Linked DNA regions of Mus musculus: region 2 is linked to region 1. A link is a loop called in an ENCODE intact Hi-C map of the cell type or tissue named here. Cell type or tissue: heart. All regions are shown on one strand.

Evidence for each region. Hi-C counts contacts between places; a loop is a spot of excess contacts. Peaks named below come from ENCODE experiments on the same cell type or tissue, not always from the same donor. Only the 100,000 strongest peaks of a DNase experiment are listed, where the experiment ranks them.
Region 2: a loop joins it to region 1, with 4 times the contacts of the local background. A loop is called at or near these places in 24 of 42 quality-filtered maps.

The regions. Positions count from the first base shown.
Region 1 is chr12:69,573,288-69,575,787 of GRCm38, reverse strand. No RefSeq gene overlaps it. Among named protein-coding and RNA genes, the nearest start is that of Vcpkmt, 8.5 kb to the left of the region's middle. In heart, a CTCF peak has its summit at 1,077 (motif pointing right); a DNase peak (open chromatin) is centred at 1,077; H3K4me3 peaks cover 401 bases; H3K27ac peaks cover 564 bases.
Region 2 is chr12:69,356,432-69,358,931 of GRCm38, reverse strand. Nemf (nuclear export mediator factor) reads left to right here and starts at 1,756. Exons shown (of 33, transcript NM_025441.3): 1 at 1,756-1,881. The coding sequence starts at 1,823. In heart, a CTCF peak has its summit at 1,561; a DNase peak (open chromatin) is centred at 1,851; H3K4me3 peaks cover 1,377 bases; H3K27ac peaks cover 1,426 bases.

The DNA of each region.
Region 1 (2,500 bases):
GGGGAGCTGCACAGCACACACCTGGAAGGTGGAGGCAGGATCATGGGTTCAAGGCCATTCTGGGACACATAGGAACACATGGCCATATCTCAAAAACAAATAGGTGCAAGAGATGAGTGAGGTCATGCCTCTAGCTGGGCATCAACCAGTATACCAACTGCCCAGCTTCAAGTAATTACCAGTGTGTCAGGGAAATGCTAGAGATGAGTTGGGGTCCTCTTGAGCAAGCAGGGTTTGTTGCTGTGGGCTGCGGGGCCTAGCACCACTTACCAGGGAGTAGGTGGACGTCACCTGGAAAGAGATTGCAGCCCCAAACTGGTTTGTGTTTGTTTTGGCTTTAAGTTTGGGGATTTTTGTTTCGTTTTGGTGTTTGGAGACAGTTTCTCTGTGTAGCCCTAGCTGTCCTAGAACCTGTAACTTCCTAGCTTTGTAGGGACTGTTTCTTCAACCAGACTGTGTGGTCACTTGGAAAATTGGAAGCTAGCAGAAGCCAAGCACTATGCTAAGGTCAAGCTTCATTCTAGCCGGAGTAAACAGGAGGTGTGGTGGTGGTACTGAAGGACTCCAAATAGCTTTAATGTTTCCTAAATTGAGAATCACCACCATAAAGAAACCCGTGTCTACTACCTCCCAGCAGGGAGGGCGAGAGAAGGGAAGAGAAGTGCTCTGGTTAGAGTGGCCTGTCCTGCCCAGAATGAGGGGCTGAACCTCAAAACCTGTGGAACAACTCTAGGAACCAGAATCGCTGTTAACTGAAGGCTGGGGGAGGGATTCTACAATTCAGAGGCAAATTGCAGGCCTCCTCACCAGTGACTTGAGCCTCTTCCACCTTCTCCCTCTGGTTGCCTAACTCTTCTCCCATTTCTAACAGTCTGTGGATTATAGTTGGTGACACCGGGTTGGTTTTGATTCCACATTATTATTTAAGTGCAGGACAGAATGGCGGTGCGTCTTCTTGTGCTTCTTTTCGCCCCCTCCTCACGCTTTCTGGCTAAATGTGATGAGCAAGGGTTTGCCTTTTTTTTTTTTTAACCCAGTGTGGGACATAGAAGTAGGACTGTAGTTCCAAAGGTGCCCTGTAGGTGGCATTACACATCTTTGTCTTTAAACAGCGTCTAGTAAGGTGGCTGTGAAAAGACTCGGTTTTGAATTGCAGCCAGCCCTCAGATTTTAAAAATTTTTAATTAAATTTGATTTTCAGAACTAGTCTACCCATTAGGAGGGTCCTTGCTGGAGAAAACACGGCAGAAGCTGAGTGAGACGGCTTTCCCAGGAAGTTGTCTTTGGTGTAGCTTTCTGTTTCATTCTGTTCAACCTATGTGGCTCACGAAGCTGCATATGTTGTGATTTGTAAATGGCCTTTCTGCTGTAGATTCCCGTCTGTGCAAGGAAGAGGCCTTTACGAGTCTAACTTTGTTCTAATTAGTGCAGTTCTAAAAATAAAGTTCAAGGTGAACTTCAGCTTTATATCTGACATGCGGCTTCTACGGACTTAAAACTTCTAATCAGCTTTAACTAGTTCTCCAAATGGGCATGCCTTCTTCCACAGAAGATCAGATTTCACATCAGAAGACTGAAGCTGTCTGTCAGTGGCCCTCCCACAATCACGTACTCCTAGGGTGAACCACATCCCACGGGAAAGTAATAGGACAGCTGAGTTTCCCTTTTCCCAGTTCTGAGTGGGAACACGGTAAAGGCTCAGGCAGGTAAAGGCAGGTGAAGTTGTTAAAACCTTAAGACCCACGTGACACAGAACACAGACCACCCAGCCACTGAGGCCCTGTCACTCATTACAAGATGAAGTCTGTGACTAGTATGTACAATATGCTAGGACAAGTCCTCTGTATGGTAATGGTTTCTCCCTGTGCCTTTGGAATAAAGTGTGTCGGGACAGAAACCCAAGGACTGCACCATCCAGAGTTGATTCCACAGCCTGTCTTTTACTGTCTGTGTGATCTTGTTCCTTAAACGCTGTGCCTTGTCCTCATGTAAATAGAGGATGGTTTTATCATGGGCCGCAGAGGTTCCCATGGGAGTTTAAGTTGTTTGCTCTACGCAGTGCACCGGAGTACCTGGCAAACAGTAAACATCACTACAGCAAAAGTGGAAATACGGGTGGGGACCTGGGAAACCTGCACAATGCCAGTTGCTTTTATCTGCTGCGTTGTGTAATCCAGGTATCCCTTTGAGCGTATAGAATTCATGCCAACGTCCCTCCCCTATCATGGAGGAATGGCAGCTGAGGCAGGAAAAAGTTGAGAACACTGGTTCACAGTGCTGTTAGTTAAATGAGTCAGCCATTTTAGAAAGGTGACGGGAAGCCATTACTGTTCACTTACAAACATAGCATGTGACGTGTGAACATTTTGTTTTGTTTTTCAGTACTGGGCTTTGAACGTCCAGCCTTTTGTGCACTGAGCAAGTAAGTGCCTACCACTGAGCTATGTCCCTCAAGTGTGCTTGTGTGTGTATGTGAGTATGCACGTATGCGTGTGTGCCA
Region 2 (2,500 bases), 220 kb after region 1:
TTCAGATCTGTTGCTCTCTTCTGAAACATGGTTGTACTTTGATTTTAAATATCCTACAATTTTCTATCAATTTCCCCATGTCCAAGACTCTGTATATGTTTTGGCTGTACATTTAGCCTTCTACTTGTATTTAGGATAGAATAAAAAACTGATGCTTACTACAAAATGCTGTGTTTTAGATCCCTTTCGAGTGCTGGAAGCTTGGTGCCAGGTGTAGCGGTGAAAGCCTTTAAAAATCAGAAATGCTATTGTTCTTGAGAGAAACCAGTTTCACTCATGAAGAAGCTATCATAAGAAGAAGCCTGGCGCGTGCACCCCTGCTGCTTCCGTCTCACCTCGGAACTGCCCCCTCTCTTTCCATGTGCTTCCCTCAAGATGCTGGAATGTAGCAGGGGGGCTGCCCTTGTTAGATTGAAATAGATGTGGCTACTCAGTTTCAGAGTTCCAGCTGCTAAAACTGTGAACTTTGTACATTGTTTAACTGTTGGTATTTTGTTACAACAATAGAAACTAGATTAACACATTTGCCAACATTAAAGGTTTATGATCTATCTGGGCATGATAGTATGTACCTGCAATTCCAATACCAATGAGGCTGGAATCAGAGGGAGACTGAGGACAGCCTGGCTTATAGGGTGAGTTTAGACTAACCTTGACTATATAGCATGCCCTGTCTCAAAAGCAGAGTAATTACAAAAATCCTTATGTTTTTAGATATACAAATTTGACACTTTCCCTGCTTTCTTTTGCTTTTTTGGTCACCCATTCTAAGAACTTATAGCGATGTGAATGCTAATGACTTTAAACTTTTAAATACATGTTTCACTGATTTTAAAATTCCTCCAGTTTCTAAATGTGTTGGTAATTTCAGCACTCAAAAAGGCAGAGACAAGAAAATTCAGAGTTCTAAGGTGTCCTGGGCTACATAGAAAGACCCTGTATCAAAAATGACCATGACAACCACCCCCCCACACACACACACCTTCCACTGTCCAAAACTAGTAGATTTTTGTTCTTAGTTTTAGATTTGTTTATTACTAACATTAGAACTTTTAAAAAGAAAAATTTAGACGAATTAACTATCGTATATTTGAACCCTGAATAATTTATGTATGAATTGGTAGCATGCAGAACTTGAAGCAGTTTAGAGAACGCTGGGGTGTGGGAGGAGAACTTTTTCTCCTTCTCCCATGGGAACTCTTACTTTATTTTTATCTGACATCTTTACTTAGTGAATTTTTGAGTATTTGAGGTGCCAAGAATTTATGAAACTCGGGCTATATAGAACCCCACCCCATTCAACTTGAATGAGAATTCTACAGTATGCCGCAGAATCCTATTTCGGAGAGTAGTACCCAGCAAAATAGGAACCCATCTCTACGGCTTGTCAGAGTCAGGGAAAACCAACCGTTGGTTTTTGTCTAGTCTCAAATTCGCGTTTAGAAAGACCCCTTGCTCTTCCATCCTGAGCGATAGCGCCTTCCTGGGGCAACTGATTAATGGTTAATGACCTACAGGATCCTAATGGAGACCCATTTTAATCCCCAAACAAGGGGACGGGATTAACCCGGTCATTGTTCAAGGAAAGGACGCAGTTTCGAGAAGGTAGTTAGTTCTATGTCGAGTTTTTTTTACACAGTGAAAAAAATAATTGATCATGATTTGACAACAAACTTCGGTTAAATAGCGCACTTTCACTATAAGTAATATTGGGTCATTTGGGTTGCCGTAGACACAAGCCAAGCGCTCATGCGCAGAAGCATAGTGGTCCTGCGTCGGCTCAGTCCCTGAAAGGACTGCGGTAGCGACACGCAGCCTAGCCATGAAGAGCCGGTTCAGCACGGTTGACCTCCGCGCAGTGCTCGCGGAACTGAATGCGAGGTATGGTGGTGGGAGTGGACAGGCTCGTTCACAGCAGAGGGAGCGGAGGCCGGGCACCGGGTGGTCGCGAGACGGAGAGCCTCACGGTCGTCCCGGTGCCTCGGGGATTCTCTAGGCCTGGGGGCCGAGCCCGGGGCCGGTGCCCCCGGGAGACACCCCCCCCCCCCCCCCCCCCGGGGACCGTGCCTGATGCTGCATCTCCCTGGCGCTGATTCCGAGAGGTCTTGCCGGGGTGGCCTGAGTCCCGCAGCGAGCGTTTGGTAGAACGGGAGTGATCGTCTTTGCTCCAGACTGGCGGCCTGGCTTCTTCAGAATTCCCGTCCTTCTTCCCAAAGAGAAGTAGCAGGGCCTTCCAGCTGAAATGGGCAGATTTGGACCTGTGTCCTGGACTTGTCGCCTATTCAGCTGTGTGAGCTTTGTCGCATTTTCGGGGACTCGGCTACTTCCTCCGCTCCGAATAAGTCATTTAGACTTAATTTTACTGTATTTACACCCCCCACCCCACCCCAGCACTAGTAGTCTGGTGTTACTGAGATCAACAGGCCACTTTTGTGCTTAAAAGTCTACATTTAATTTGAGGATACCTTTATAGGCGGTGGAGGTATCTTAGCGGAAGAGT